Regions from separate parts of the Homo sapiens genome. Here all the other regions are linked to region 1. A link is a contact called in ENCODE Hi-C or POLR2A ChIA-PET data. All regions are on one chromosome and are shown on one strand. The core of a region is the stretch at or near the end of the contact, and the rest is flanking DNA. Distances in the headings are between cores, read along the strand shown. Region 1 holds the start of NAGLU (N-acetyl-alpha-glucosaminidase). Region 2 holds the start of KLHL11 (kelch like family member 11). Region 3 holds the start of ACLY (ATP citrate lyase).

What was found. Hi-C counts contacts between places; a loop is a spot of excess contacts on that map. ChIA-PET counts read pairs that join two places held with the same protein, here RNA polymerase II (POLR2A). Pooled maps may share reads with other maps.
Region 2: a loop to region 1 is called in a map of naive thymus-derived CD4-positive, alpha-beta T cell, with 5 times the contacts of the local background. The contact joins the promoter of KLHL11 here to the promoter of NAGLU in region 1. A Hi-C loop is called at or near these places in 1 of 168 maps with a recorded cell type or tissue (naive thymus-derived CD4-positive, alpha-beta T cell) and 4 of 50 pooled maps. POLR2A ChIA-PET finds 5 or more read pairs at or near these places in 2 of 52 experiments (PC-3 and activated CD4-positive, alpha-beta T cell).
Region 3: a loop to region 1 is called in a pooled map, with 5 times the contacts of the local background. The contact joins the promoter of ACLY here to the promoter of NAGLU in region 1. A Hi-C loop is called at or near these places in 4 of 50 pooled maps.

The regions. Positions count from the first base shown.
Region 1 is chr17:42,532,606-42,537,490 of GRCh38, forward strand. It overlaps NAGLU (N-acetyl-alpha-glucosaminidase), which reads left to right and starts at 3,636. Exons shown (of 6, transcript NM_000263.4): 1 at 3,636-4,050; 2 at 4,793-4,885. The coding sequence starts at 3,668. It also overlaps the pseudogene PTP4A2P1. RefSeq lists enhancers at 35-84, 3,349-3,428, 3,942-4,679 and silencers at 3,539-3,948, 4,069-4,138.
Region 2 is chr17:41,863,352-41,868,236 of GRCh38, forward strand. KLHL11 (kelch like family member 11) reads right to left here and starts at 2,072. Exons shown (of 2, transcript NM_018143.3): 1 at 1,475-2,072. The coding sequence starts at 2,019. It overlaps ACLY (ATP citrate lyase), which reads right to left. Exons shown (of 29, transcript NM_001096.3): 29 at 3,567-4,553. The coding sequence ends at 4,459. RefSeq lists enhancers at 3-512, 2,256-2,756, 2,757-3,257 and a silencer at 2,033-2,222.
Region 3 is chr17:41,916,220-41,921,104 of GRCh38, forward strand. ACLY (ATP citrate lyase) reads right to left here and starts at 2,732. Exons shown (of 29, transcript NM_001096.3): 1 at 2,661-2,732. RefSeq lists silencers at 2,135-2,374, 2,855-3,114.

The sequences.
Region 1 (4,885 bases), core at 2,386-4,885:
TCACGCCATTCTCCTGCCTCAGCCTCCTGAGCAGCTGGGACCACAGGCGCCCGCCACTACGCCCGGCTAATTTTTTGTATTTTTAGTAGAGACGGGGTTTCACCATGTTAGCCAAGATGGTCTCGATCTCCTGACCTCGTGATCCACCCGCCCTGGCCTCCCAAAGTGCTGGGATTACAGGCGTGAGCCACCGCACCCCGGCAGCTTTTTTTTTTTTTTTTTTTTTTTTTTTGAGAGAGAGTTTCCCTCTGTCGCCCAGGCTAGAGTGCAATGGCGCAATCTCGGCTCACTGCAAGCTCTGCCTCCCGGGTTCAGGCCATTCTCCTGCTTCAGCCTCCTGAGCAGCTGGGACTACAGACGCCCGTCACTGCGCCCGGCTAATTTTTTGTGTTTTTAGTAGAGACGGGGTTTCACCGTGTTAGCCAGGATGGTCTCGATTTCCTGACCTCGTGATCCGCCCGCCTCGGCCTCCCAAAGTGCTGGGATTACAGGCGTGAGCCACCGCGTCCGGCCAGCTTTTTTTTTTTAATTGCAAGCATATTTCTTTGAATGACTCCAGTAAAATTAAGCATCAAGTAAACAAGTGGAAAGTGACCTACACTTTTAACTTGTCTCACTAGTGCCTAAATGTAGTAAAGGCTGCTTCAGTTTTGTATGTAGTTGGGTTTTTTGGAGTCCGAAGGTATCCATCTGCAGAAATTGAGGCCCAAATTGAATTTGGATTCAAGTGGATTCTAAATACTTTGCTTATCTTGAAGAGAGAAGCTTCATAAGGAATAAACAAGTTGAATAGAGAAAACACTGATTGATAATAGGCATTTTCATGGTCTTTTTAATGTTTTCTGTTGTTAAACATTTCAAGATTTATTGATTTTTTTTTTCACTTTCCCCATCACACTCACAGGCACGCTCACACTTTTTATTTGCCGTAATGAACCGTCTAGCCCCTGTGGAGATCTCCTATGAGAACATGTGTTTTCTGATAACTCACAACCCTACCAATGCTACTCTCAACAAGTTCACAGAGGAACTTAAGAAGTATGGAGTGACGACTTCGGTTTGAGTTTGTGATGCTACATATGATAAAGCTCCAGTTGAAAAAGAAGGAATCCACGTTCTAGATTGGCCATTTGATGATGGAGCTCCATCCCCTAATCAGATAGTAGATGATTGGTTAAACCTGTTAAACACCAAATTTCGTGAAGAGCCAGGTTGCTGTGTTGCAGTGCATTGCGTTGTGGAATTGGGAAGGGCACCTGTGCTGGTTGCACTTGCTTTGATTGAATGTGGAATGAAGTACGTAGATGCAGTTCAGTTTATAAGACAAAAAAGAAGGGGAGTGTTAAATTCCAAACAGCTGCTTTACTTAAGATGCGATTACGCTTCAGAGATACCAATGGGCATTGCTGTGTTCAGCAGAAAGAAATGTAAATGAAGGCTGACTTGATTGTGGCATTTAGAGGGAACTCCTGGTACCTGGAAATGTGAATCTGGACTCTTACCTGTGTCATCAAAGTAGTGATGGATTCAATACTCCTCAACCACTCTCCTAATGATCAGAACAAAAGCAAACAAGAAATCTCTCTATAAAATGAATAAAATGTTTAAGAAAAAAAAAGAGTTCGAGACCAGCCTGGACAACATGGTGAAATCCCATCCCTACAAAGGTTAACTGGGCTTGGTGGCACGTGCCTGTAATCCCAGCTACTCAGGAGACTGAGACAGGAGAATGGCTTGAACCTGGGTGGCTGAGGTTCCCGTGAGCTGAGATTAAAAAAAAAAATCATACTTCCCTAGTATCTAAAGTTGATATCTGATTCCAGGCCTCTTTCAACTTTTTTTGTTTGTTTGTTTGTTTTTTTGATATGGAGTCTCGCTCTGTCATCCAGGCTGGAATGCAAATGGCACGATCTTGGCTCACTGCAACTTCCACCTCCAGCGTTCAAGCGATTCTCCTGCCTCAGCTTCCCAAGTAGCTGGGACTACAGGCGTGTGCCACCAAGCCTGGCTAACTTTTTTTCTTTTTTTTTTTTTTGAGAGGGAGTCTTGCTCTGTCCCCCAGGCTGGAGTGCAGTGGTGTGATCTTGGCTCACTGCAACCTCCGCCTCTCCGGTTCACGCCATTCTCCTGCCTTAGCCTCCCGAGTAGCTGGGAGTACAGGCGCTCGCCAACACGCCCGGCTAATTTTTTGTATTTTTAGTAGAGATGGAGTTTCACCGTGTTAGCCAGGAGGGTCTTGATCTCCTGACCTCGTATCCGCCCGTCTTGGCCTCCCAAAGTGCTGGGATTACAGGCGTGAGCCACCGCGCCCAGCACCTGGCTAACTTTTGTATTTTTAGTACAGACGGGGTTTCACTGTATGTTGGCCAGGCTGGTCTCAAACCCCTGACTTGAGGTGATCTGCAAGCCTCAGCCTCCCAGAGTGCTGGGATTACAGGCGTAAGCCACCGCTCCTGGCCTAAGGTTGGCTATTTTTATGGTTATTTCTTGATTATATGATAAACAAGGGGTGGGTTAGTAATGAATTTTTCAGAAAAGGGGTGGGGATCCCCCCCAACTGAAGGTTCCTCCACTGTTTAGACCATATAGGGTAACTTCTGGACGTTGCCATGGCATTTGTAAACTGCCTGGCGCTGCTAGGAGTGTCTTTAGCATACTAATGCATTATAATTAGCGTATAATGAGCAGTGAGGACGATCAGAGGTCACCTTCCTGTCTTGGTTTTGGCAGGTTTTGACCAGTTTCTTTGCTGCATTCTGTTTTATCAGCGGGGTCTTGTGACCTTTTATCTTGTGCTGACCTCCTGTCTCATCCTGTGACGAAGGCCTAACCTCCTGGGAATTCAGCCCAGCAGGTCTCTGCCTCATTTTACCCAGCCCCTGTTCAAGATGGAGTCGCTCTGGTTGGAAACTTCTGACAAAATGACAGCTCCTGTTATGTTGCTGCTGCTGCCGCCAATGGACAGCCTTTAACGTGCCCGCCAGCCCTGCTCCACCGCCGGCCTGGGCTCACATGGCCCCATCCCTCCTCGAACCTCCTAGCCTGTTAGTTACTCAAATCTGCAAGCTCTCTGCCTTCTCAGGGCCTTCAATAAATGCATTTCTTCTGTCTGGAAGGCTCTTCCTTTCCCTCTTCTAGCCAATTCCTATTCATCCCTGAGTTTCAGATTAAAAGTCACTTCCTTTGGAAACCTTACTTCGCTACTTCGCTACTTACTGCACTACTTCGCAGCATCACAACTATGATGGAAATCCTTACTTACGTTAAATATCTGGTTTCTAGGTCACCTCCCTGACGGGGACGGTAGGGACCGTCTTCTCGTTCATCAGTAGGGAAGTAGCTATGGCAGTGCCTGATACAAAATAAACTCCAAATGTGTATTTATTAGATGGTTGGATGGAAGTTATTTGCGTGTGAAAGCGCGTTTTACCCGAAGGCGCTCTGTGAGGGCCAGCGGGTCCCCTTCGGCCCTGGAGCCGGGGTCACACGCTCCCCACCGCGTGCGGTCACGAGACGCCCCCAAGGGAGTATCCTGGTACCCGGAAGCCGCGACTCCTGGCCCTGAGCCCGGGCTTAGCCTTCGGGTCCACGTGGCCGGAGGCCGGCAGCTGATTGGACGCGGGCCGCCCCACCCCCTGGCCGTCGCGGGACCCGCAGGACTGAGACCATGGAGGCGGTGGCGGTGGCCGCGGCGGTGGGGGTCCTTCTCCTGGCCGGGGCCGGGGGCGCGGCAGGCGACGAGGCCCGGGAGGCGGCGGCCGTGCGGGCGCTCGTGGCCCGGCTGCTGGGGCCAGGCCCCGCGGCCGACTTCTCCGTGTCGGTGGAGCGCGCTCTGGCTGCCAAGCCGGGCTTGGACACCTACAGCCTGGGCGGCGGCGGCGCGGCGCGCGTGCGGGTGCGCGGCTCCACGGGCGTGGCGGCCGCCGCGGGGCTGCACCGCTACCTGCGCGACTTCTGTGGCTGCCACGTGGCCTGGTCCGGCTCTCAGCTGCGCCTGCCGCGGCCACTGCCAGCCGTGCCGGGGGAGCTGACCGAGGCCACGCCCAACAGGTACCGCCCCGAAGCTTCCCCGCGTCCGCCCGAGGCGCTTACCCCCTCCCGGAGCCGCTGCCACCCAAATCGGGAGGCTGAGCGGGGAGCGCTGGCCGGAAGGCCCAGCTGCGCCGCCTCCAGCAGCTGTGTGGCCTTGAGCCAGCCACTCTGCCTTTCAGAGCCTCGGCTGGCCCACCTGAAAAACGGAAAGAAGACGCCTACCGTGCAGTGTTATTGTGAGGATTTGCACGATGATGGGCATAGAATTTGTGGTGCACAATTGGTGATGAGTGAATTTTCTTGCCTTCCTCCCCCACCTTCTCTTTGAACCTGCGGACTGAGGAAGGACGCCTCCATCCCCCACCCTACAGGCCTGTGTTCCAGCGCCTGCCACACTATGGAGTGATGTGTTCACACAGCTGTCCTCCCCTGCCCATCTGTTAGACTGTGGGGGCAGGGATTCCCCGTTCCAGGAAAACACCGTGCAGAGGAGGGGCTCTGGCAGTGTGGCATGAAAGTGGAATATGCCACCCAAATACCCGCCAGGCTAGAGGGCCCTGGGAGAGTGCAGGGGACGAGTGCCTCAGAAGCCCAGCCCCGGTACCTGGTCTCAGCTCCACCTGGGGTGGGTCCCAGTGTGCAGCAGAAGGGCCGAGTTTGGAGCCCCTCCCCTCTCCTCTAGGTGGGGGATGGGGGATTTGTTCCAGGGCCGTGGACCCTCCAGGGTGGGATGCGCCCCTGCTCATGACACTGCCCGCAGGTACCGCTATTACCAGAATGTGTGCACGCAAAGCTACTCTTTCGTGTGGTGGGACTGGGCCCGCTGGGAGCGAGAGATAGACTGGATGGCGCT
Region 2 (4,885 bases), core at 822-3,321, 670 kb before region 1:
CGCCCGGCTAATTTTTGTACGTTTAGTAGAGACAGGGGTTTCACAATGTTGGCCAGGCTGGTCTCGAACTCCTGACCTCAAGCATCCACCCACCTCGGCCTCTCAAAGTGCTGAGATTACAGGCGTGGGCCACCGCGCCTGGCCGCCACATCCTTTTTTCAGCACAGCACTATTCATCAAATCAGACTGCATCATTCCTCTGCCCCAAACCTTCCCATTTCAATCAGAGTAAAAGCTCATGTCCTTCCACAGGCCATCAAGGCCCTACGGGATCTGGATCCCTGCCCATTACCATCCTGGGGCTTCTCCTGTTCCTCTCATCCTGCATCCCTTTGATACAGCCACACTGGCTCCCCACTGTTCTCTAACATACAAGCTCCACCTCAGAGCCTCTGTACCTGTGTCCCCTACCTGACACAGTCTACCTTACCTCCTTCGGTTCTTAGCAAAACGTCTTCTTCATAGGGCATTCTCTATCCACCCAATTTGGAAAACACTTCCTCTCCCCCAGCAGTTTCTATGTACTCCCCCCATGCTTTATTTTTCATCAGTGATGACAATCATCCAACAGGCTATACATTTAACAATCATCCAACAGGCTATACATTTTACTTATTTACCGTCCATCTACCAACCTAAGTGCGATAAGGAAAAGGACTTTTGTCTGTTTTGATCACTGCTGAAACCCTAGCACCTTAGAATCCCGCATCTGAGCTGATGCGTAATAGGCGCTCAATAGGCATTTTTGTTAATGTATCTGTAAGATGATAATTGCCAAAACAAACGCCTCTCCATCTCTATAAACGGTATTACCTGCCTTCTAACCAGTCTCTGGAGCATTCCTGCTCCCTACAATCCGTTTAACACAGTGGCAGAATAATATTAAAATATTTAAATGAGCTATTTCTTTACCCAGCTTCCTATCACACTTAGTGAAATCCAAACTCCTTATTCCAACGCATCTCACGCATCCTTCTCCCCTTCATCCACTAGATCCAGCCTCACTGGACTATATTTTAATTCTCTTCTCTAAGCCAAACTGGATCCTGCCTGAGGGCGTTTGCGCTGTCTGGAATATTCATTCCCCATCTTTGCACGGTCAGTTATTTTTTGACATTCAGAGGTCGATCTAAACTTCACCTCTTCAGAAAGATCTTTATTCAATCCCTAGCCTTTCATTCCTTTTGAACGTCAGCACAACAGTTACCACATACTGACTTTCCTTTTCATCACTTTTGTCCCATCACCTAGTATCTGAGCTCCTTGGGCGCGGGGCGCCCTCGCCGGACCTGATGGTGCATCCTCCTCGCCCACCGCGGTGGCTGCCCCCAAGCAGGCGCTCAGCGAGTGTGAAACCAATGCATTCACTCAGGACTCGCGAGCTGCCGTGGCAGGCACTGCCCTCCCCTCCGCCAGCGAGCATCTCCCCCTCTCCGCGCCCGCCGCCCTCCGCGCTCCCGCCTCCCTCGCCTACCTGTCGGCCAACTCCAGCACCTCGTGCACGCTGCCCGTGCTGACGCGGATGCGCCCGGTGTACATGTACTCGATTACGGCTTCCACTGTGTCGGGTTCGGGCCCCGGCTCGGAGCTCCACTTGCGCATCTCCACCCGTCCCGAGCGGGACTCGGAAAACTGGCCCGAGAGCAGGGGCGTGAAGTACTCGGTGGCGGCAGCCAGTACCGAGCGGTGGGCCCGGAACTCGCGGCCTCCAGCCCCGCCGAAGCACAGGGTAATGTCGCAGAAGAGGCCCTGGCGCCGCTGCTCGTTCTGCCGCCAGGACAGCTCTGAGCAGTGAGAGCTGCACTCGAAATCCTCGGCTTCTGGGCCCGGATCGCCCCCGCTCGCCTCCATTGCAGAGATCCCCGGCCCAGGCCCGAAGTCCACCGTGCCGCTGCCTCGGACCTCGGCGGCCAGTCCTGCCGAGCCGGCGGCGGCCGTCTCCATGCTCTCCATCTCCAGTACCTGAAGAGATGCAGCCGCGGCCGCCGCCGCCGCCGCCGCCACTGCCGCAGCCGCCATCTTGACGCCGCTGCGCCCGGCCTCCACAGCCTCGGAACGATGCGGCTGTTGGTACGACACAGAGGGATTCTGGGATTAAATAGTGCGCGCGGGGCGGGGCCAGGTCGCCCGCCGGCCGCACATGCGCCGCCTCGCCTCCAGCAGCGCCGCCTCGCCTCCAGCAGCGCCGCCTCGCCTCCAGCAGCGCCGCCTCGCCTCCAGCAGCTCTGCCTGCCTTGGTGAGGTCCGTCAGTAACAGTCGCCCAGTCCAGAAGACTTCGCCCCAGGCCTACCCCCAGGGCGTCGGTGCGAGTATGGCTCGCTTCCTTTCCTTAGTGGGTAGCATGCTCTCTGCAGTCATTTTGTCGAGTAAAGCCACCTTAGACCATCACCTGTTGTTAAAGCCTTGAGTGGCAATACAGGATTTTTATAAGATCTAGCCCCAGCTAAGTGGATGAGGGATGAATGAGTTACTCGTTATCCGTTTTTTTTTTTGTTTCTTTTTGTTTTTGTTTTGTTTTGGGTTTTTTGTTTTTTTTTTTTTTGAGACGGAGTCTCGCTCTGTCGCCCAGGCTGGAGTGCAGTGGCGCGCTCTTCGCTTATTGCAACCTCCGCTGCCCGGGTTCAAGCGATTCTTGTGCCTCAGCCTCCCGAGTAGCTGGGACTACAGGCGCCCGCCACCACTCCAGGCTAATTTTTTTTTTTTTTTTTTTTTTGAGACGGAGTCTCGCTCTGTCGCCCAGGCTGGAGTGCAGTGGCGCGCTCTTCGCTTATTGCAACCTCCGCCGCCCGGGTTCAAGCGATTCTTGTGCCTCAGCCTCCCGAGTAGCTGGGACTACAGGCGCCCGCCACCACTCCAGGCTAATTTTTTTTTTTTTTTTTTTTTTGAGACGGAGTCTCGCTCTGTCGCCCAGGCTGGAGTGCAGTGGCGCGGGTCTCGGCTCACTGCAACCTCCGCCTCCCGGGTTCACGCCATTCTCCTGCCTCAGCCTCCGGAGTAGCTGGGACTACAGGCGCCCGCCACCATGCCTGGCTAAGTTTTTGTATTTTTAATAGAGACGGGGTTTCACCGTGTTAGCCAGGATGGTCTCGATCTGCTGACCTCGTGATCCACCCGCCTCAGCCTCCCAAAGTGCTGGGATTACAGGCATGAGCCACCACGCCTGACCGTAGATGAGCATTTTTAAAACCATATATACTGAAACTATTAGTACAGTTCAGGCCAGGCCAGGCACAGTGGCTCACGCCTGTAACAGCACTTTGGGAGGCCAAGGAGGATGGATTGCTTGAGTCCATGAGTTCCAGAAGAGCCTGGGAAATACAGCAGAACCTTATCTCCACAAAAAATACAAAAGTTAGCCTGGAGTGGTGGCATGCTCCTGTAGTCCCAGCTACTTGGGAGGCTGGAGTGGGAGGACTGCTTGAGCCCAGGAGATGGAGGCTGCAGTGAGCTGTGATGGTGCCACTGTACTCCAGCCCTGGGGCGACAGAGTGATACCCTGTCTGGAAAAAAGTACAGTTACAAAGGAATACAGATCAAAGGATATGGATGCCAGGAGCCAGCAGTATGCCTTCATTGTTACTATATAGTTTATTTAAACCAGACTATGATAATACAGAGAAGAGACTGAGGTGGCAGCTGCCCAGAATCTTTGTGGATTACAGATGCAAAGTAGTTAGGAGTCCTTGGACCCACACTTCAGTTACAGACAGACAAATCAGCTGCATAAATACAGAGAACATAAGACACAAGACATTTCACAGCTTTCTGCATTTCCATTTTAAATGTATGTATGTTACAACTTTACATATTAAGTTACTACTCCACATATTTTGTGACAATGGCTAAGGATGCAATGGCCCCATCCCCCTGACATAAACAGACTCTGGTCTGCAACACAGAACATTTCAGTGGGATACCAAACAAGCCCTTAACACGTAACATACAAAAAGATCTTTAAAAATCAGATTAATACAATGTTCTTCATGTTATATAAGGAAGAAGAAAGGGAAGTAAAAAAAAAAAAAGAGAGACATTGGGGTGCTTTAAATGTATAGTATCTTGAGGCCATAAATGTTTCATTCCCTTCCTCCAAAGGAGAAAAAAATGTTTAACTAATGGAAAAAGAAAGCAACATCCTAACGCCCTACAATGAGGAAGACCCCATCCTGACAGTACTTAGATGCTTCCATATAATAAATACAGCAGGTAGCAGAGCAAAGTCACAAATATTGGCTTGGTTTTTATTTCTATGCTTATAAAAAAAATATGAAGCTTCTTTGTGTGGACTGAAGGGGTGTTAGCCTGTGGATGTTGGTCTTCGGTGCCTGTACCCCAGTGGCTGTTTACATTCCAGGCCCCTGCTAAATAAAGCAGGCTCCACTGCCAGCTGTCTGTACACTTTTTCTTGGGGGAAGAGATCTTGTCTTCAGTTTACTGCAGTAGGGTTCCTGGCTCTGTTACATGCTCATGTGTTCCGGAAGAACATATGAAATATCATCCCACGGATGACGATACAGCCCCTGCTTCAGCCTCTTCTGATCAAGATAGTGTCCTAAAATGAAGCAAACACATCTTTTTTATTAGAGCTTCATAAGCCTGGTGAGAGGAAGAGGCTAAGGAAGGGAAATCTTTCTAACACACAAAAAAAGTAGACACAAAGCAGTGGGAAGTTTAGTCCAAATCCACTGTATAGGTAGATGAGGCGGACTTTGTACAAGGGAGCTGCTGGATCTGATTCTATTTTCCTTTAAATTAAAACAAAATTTTAAAGGGAAAAAATAAAATAAAATAAATAATAAAAATAGGCCGGGCACGGTGGTTCACGCCTGTAATCCCAGCACTTTGGGAGGCCGAGGTGGGCAGATCACGAGGTTGGGAGATCGA
Region 3 (4,885 bases), core at 1,482-3,981, 620 kb before region 1:
TGAGACAAGGAATGTATACAACATAATAAAAATAAGGCCTCTGCAAATTCACCAATAAAGAGAAGGCAAATGGCTCACAAACCCAGGGAGTGGACTCAGTAGAGATAAATCGCAACTTTAGTGGTTCAGTGAGGTCTTCTGTTTTTTTGTTTTGTTTTGTTTTTTTTTTTTTGAGAAGGACTCTGGCTCTGTCGCCCAGGCTGGCGTGCAGTGGAGTGATCTCGGCTCACTGCAACCTCAGCCTCCCAGGTTCAAGTGATTCTCCTGCCGCAGCCTCCTGAGTAGCTGGGATTACAGATGCACGCCACCACGCCCATCTAATTTTTTTTGTATTTTTAGTAGAGGCGGGGTTTCACCATGTTGGTCAGGCTGGTCTCGAACTCCTGACCTCGTGATCCACCCACCTCAGCCTCCCAAAGTGCTGGGATTTACAGGCATGAGCCACCACGCCCGGCCTTCAGTGAGGTCTTAAAGTCTCTCTAAGGCAGTGGCTCTTAACCTCTTTGAGGCCTCAGACTCTTCTGAGACTGAAAAAAACCCCAGAAAAAGGTACACAAATCCAATTGTGCATATTGTTTCAAGGTGCTCACCTGTGACAATGATCCGATGGCCCACAGACTGACCACCAGTTAAGAACATTTGCGGCCAGGCACGGTGGCTTGCGCCTGTAATCCCAGCACTTCGGGAGGCCAAGGAGGGCAAATCACGAGGTCAGGAGTTTGAGACCAGCCTGGCCAATATGGTGAAACCCTGTTTCTACTAAAAATACAAAAATTAGCCGGGCGTGGTGGTGCACACCTGTAGCTACTGGGGAGGCTGAGGCAGGAGAATCGCTAGAACCCAGGAGGCGGAGGTTGCAGTGAACCGAGATCCACCACTGCACTCCAGCCTGCCGACAGAGCAAGACTCTGTCTCAAAAAAAAAAAAAAAAAAAAAAGAATATTTGCTCTAGTGGAATCAGCAAATACCTACAAATACCTATCTGGGTTTGGGACCGCTCCCCAGAACGTCTTAGTCTGCCTCCCCAGTAGCTGAATGTGCTGTCAAACAAGTAACAGATGATTGGGCTGAGCTTGGACTCCAGGAACTGTTACTTGGTAACAGCTAAATGTGTAAACCATTTGGGGGAAATCATGCCAAGGAACCTGAAAACACACACATACACACATTCTCTAAGGGAGGGGCCTTATGAGCTGAATGGAGTCTTTCTGCAGACGGGTGAGTGACCCAGGATTGAGTTCACTTTTAGCAGACACTGAGAGAAGCAGCCCACACAGGAGGCTGAATGAAAGAAGCCTGTTCCCCAGAACACGCCCCTGGGACACAGCCAGGGGAAGGGAATCACTGGGGATGCTACTAAGGGTGCCTCTGGGAAAGACAAAAACACTCATTTGAAGGTTAGTATCTGCAGGATTGGGACTTACGTATGTAGGTATTTATTTATTTATTTTTTGAGAAGACAGGCAATCCCTGGAGTAAATTCTAGAGAGGCAGAATTCTGTGAGTGCCCCTTACTGCGGCAGGCATAGTGTCAGAACGGGGATGGAGCCATAAGCTGTCCAGTGTCTGAGGGGTCTTCCCACTACCGCCCCCCAAGCTGTTTAGGAAGGTTTCTAAGAGGTGAAAATCACCCATCTGGGCAAATGAGACCTACCAGCTGTCCCTCACCCCACATTTTAGTTCAGCTGAGCCAGCTGAAAACACAGAGGAAAGTTAAGGGTGGAGAGGAGTAGGCTAGCTGGCCAAACTGTGCTGTGCACTTTTCCTTATCGTCTCTTCCAAAATCCTCTTCCCAGGAAGACCTCCAGGGACCCCATAACGGCAGAACTCGGCACTGCACGGTATCTGCCAAGGTTGGAGACCGCGGCAGGCGCTGGGACTGGCCCATTGCCAGGCTCGACAGGAGGGCGGCGGCAGCATCCTCCAGCCCCTTGAGGACCTTTCCCCGGCCAGACTTGGCGTCAGCTCAAGGGTGGGGTGGCACCCCGGCCATCTGTCACTTAGGGGCTGGACTCGACGATACCTCCAGTGCGAGGAGGGTCCTTGCTGCGAGATTCCAGTCCTCGCGGCGAGACGAGGCGAGGCCTCGGGCACCCTGGGGCAGCCTGGCCCCGCGTGGCCCGCCCCGGAGGCGCGCATAGCTCATTCTCTCCACTTGGGCGTGGAGCTCAATTTTGTACCCACGGAACCAAGAAGGGCCTGAGCCCGGCCAGTGAGGAATCGGAGTGGGACCAGTCGCCACCGCTTTCTCTACTTCCCGTCCCGGCATCCGATGGGGGAACCCGGATGGAGCCAAAAGGCGTCCCGATGAGCCCGAGGAGCCTCGATAGCTGTGCCCGGGAGGGGTGAGGCGCGCCAGGAGGGGGACCATGCAATGTGGCAGAGGCAGAAGAGGCAAGGATGGCGGCAAGCCCCATGCAAACTCCCAGGAACTGGAATATGTGTGTGTCGCGCGGGGGGAGGGGAGGGGCGTCGACACGCGGCCACCGGCCGGGACCCCGGGCGAAGGCTAACCTAAAGCTAAGACCCTCAAAACTTCCGAGCAGGGCGCGTGGGCACCGAGCCCGCGTCGGGGAAGGCGGTTCCGGGTTGGGGGACGGAGGCAGGAAGCTCCTAGGGCGAGCGGGCTCCAGCCAGCGAAAACAGCCTCCCGTGCTCACCTCTGCCGAAGTCCGTGCGCGGCGCTTCTTCCACAGGCCCGACGAACCCCGCAAAATCCGGAGCACCCCAGCAGCCGGTAGCTTCCCGGGATCCGGCTTTTGTCCCGGCCCAGCCGGACTTTTCCCCGCCCCCATCGGCTCGCGGCGAGAACGGCCCCGCGATTGGCCACACGCGTTCCCTAGCCTGAGCGCCAGGGCTCCTCCCAATTCGCTGCTGGCTTGGCTCCGCCCCACGAGGGCGGGCCCCGGGGCCTGCTGGGACTTGTAGTCCCGCTGGCCCATCCACCGCCTCTTGGGAGCCTGCGGGGCCGGGGCGGGGCCCCGGGTGGGGAGATGGGCCGGGCTAGGCTGGGAGGAGAACGCGCGGTGCTGGGGGTTGTGGCCTGATCGCTTGAGGGGCTGGACAGATTGCCACTCGGGGAGTTGGGGGAGGGGCGGGTAGGATTAGCCCAACTGGCTGTAACGCAGCTTTGGGACCTGGAGTACCCTTGCTCCTTCCCTTGGGAGAAACGGACGTCTGCATCTCGGCCGCACCGAATCCGATTGCTTAGACAGTCTCCTTAAGCAGCAGTGTCTGGCAGGCCGCTTTCCTTTAGCACGTGGAGCCTCTCTCCTCCCTGGACTCTCCCCACTGGGCCGATGAGGCAAGGCTGAGCCGAGGCTAACAGAGCATACTTCCCAGTGTGGGATAAGGCAGGGGCCGCGGTAAGCAAGTGGGGCTAGGAGGGTGCAGGCACAGCGCTGTCCGTCCCACTCACCTGCTCGCCTCAGCACGGATCAGGGCGGAGCTAGGAATTCAATGCGAGATTCCAGCGAAGGGCTGGAGCCATCCCAGACAGTCTCTTGTTCCCACCAACCACAGGCTTAGACACTGGAATGAATGAACTGCTGTCTCCCCCTTCTCCATTACCTGAGACAGATCGAATTTTCCAAACCAAAAACTGGGACATCCAATCTGACAGGTGCTGGTGAACTTGTGGGGCAGAATATGTGAAATCAGTCCTGGAAATCAGGACATGTATTTACCACTCTGACATGCTGCAGCCTCCCTCCCTACCTGCACCCCAACCCTGTAGGTCCGGAGCTGCTCCCTAAGCCTAACAGCTGTCTAGCTCCAGGAAGGAGGCCAAAAGCGTCCACTGACCGACTCAGGTGAAGAGGTCAGCCCAGAATGCAGGGAAGCAGCAGGCCTGTCCCCCTGCCAAGCACTTTGGGTCATACTCACACTGCAACAGTGTTGCGACATTTGCAGACAAAATCTTCTCCAAGACCCCCTCCCCCAATCCTGTTGCTGCCAGGAGTAAGGTAACTGAACTTGCTACCCATGCCTGAATCAAGTGTTCCCTGATGATGTCACTTTCTGGTCCCTTCCCTCCCATTCATCTTTTTGAAATAGCAGTTCCTTATCACCTCTCTTCTCTTGTCCTAAAATGGGGGTGGCCAGTCTTGGTGGCTCACACCTGTAATCCCAGCACTTTGGAAGGCCAAGGTGGGGGATCACTTGAGGTCAGGAGTTCAAGACCAACAAGGCAAAACCCCATCTCTACAAAAAATACAAAAATTAGCCAGGCATGGTGGCACACGCCTATAAATCCCAGCTACTCTTGAGGTTGAGGCATGAGAATCGCTTAAACCCGGGAGGTGGAGGTTGCAGTGAGGTGAGATTGCACCACTGCACTCCAACCTGGGTGACAGAGAAGGATTCTATCTCAAAAAAAAAAAAAAAAAAAAAAAGATACACTCCAGGCAAGGCATGCTGTCTCATGCCTGTAATCCCAGAATTTTGGAAGGCCAAGTCAGGCAGATTGCTAGAGCCCAGAAGTTCAAGTACAGCCTGGGTAACATGGTAAGAGCCCCCACCACCACCATCAAATCTCTACAAAAAATAAAAAGACCGGGCGTGGTGATTCACATGCCTGTAATCCCAGCAATTTGGGAGGCCTAGGTGGGTAGATCACCTGAGTTCGAGGTCAAGCGTTCCAGACCAGCCTGGCCAACAGGTGAAACCCTGTTTCTACTAAAAATACAAAAAATTAGCTGGGCGTGGTGGCAGGTGCCTGTAATCCCAGCTACTCAGGAGGCTGAGTCAGGAGAATCGCTTGAACCCAGGAGGCGGAGGCAGGAGAATCGCTTGAACCCAGGAGGCGGAGGCAGGAGAATCGCTTGAACCCAGGAGGCGGAGGTTGCAGTGAGCCGAGATCGCACCAGTGCACTCTAGCGGGGGC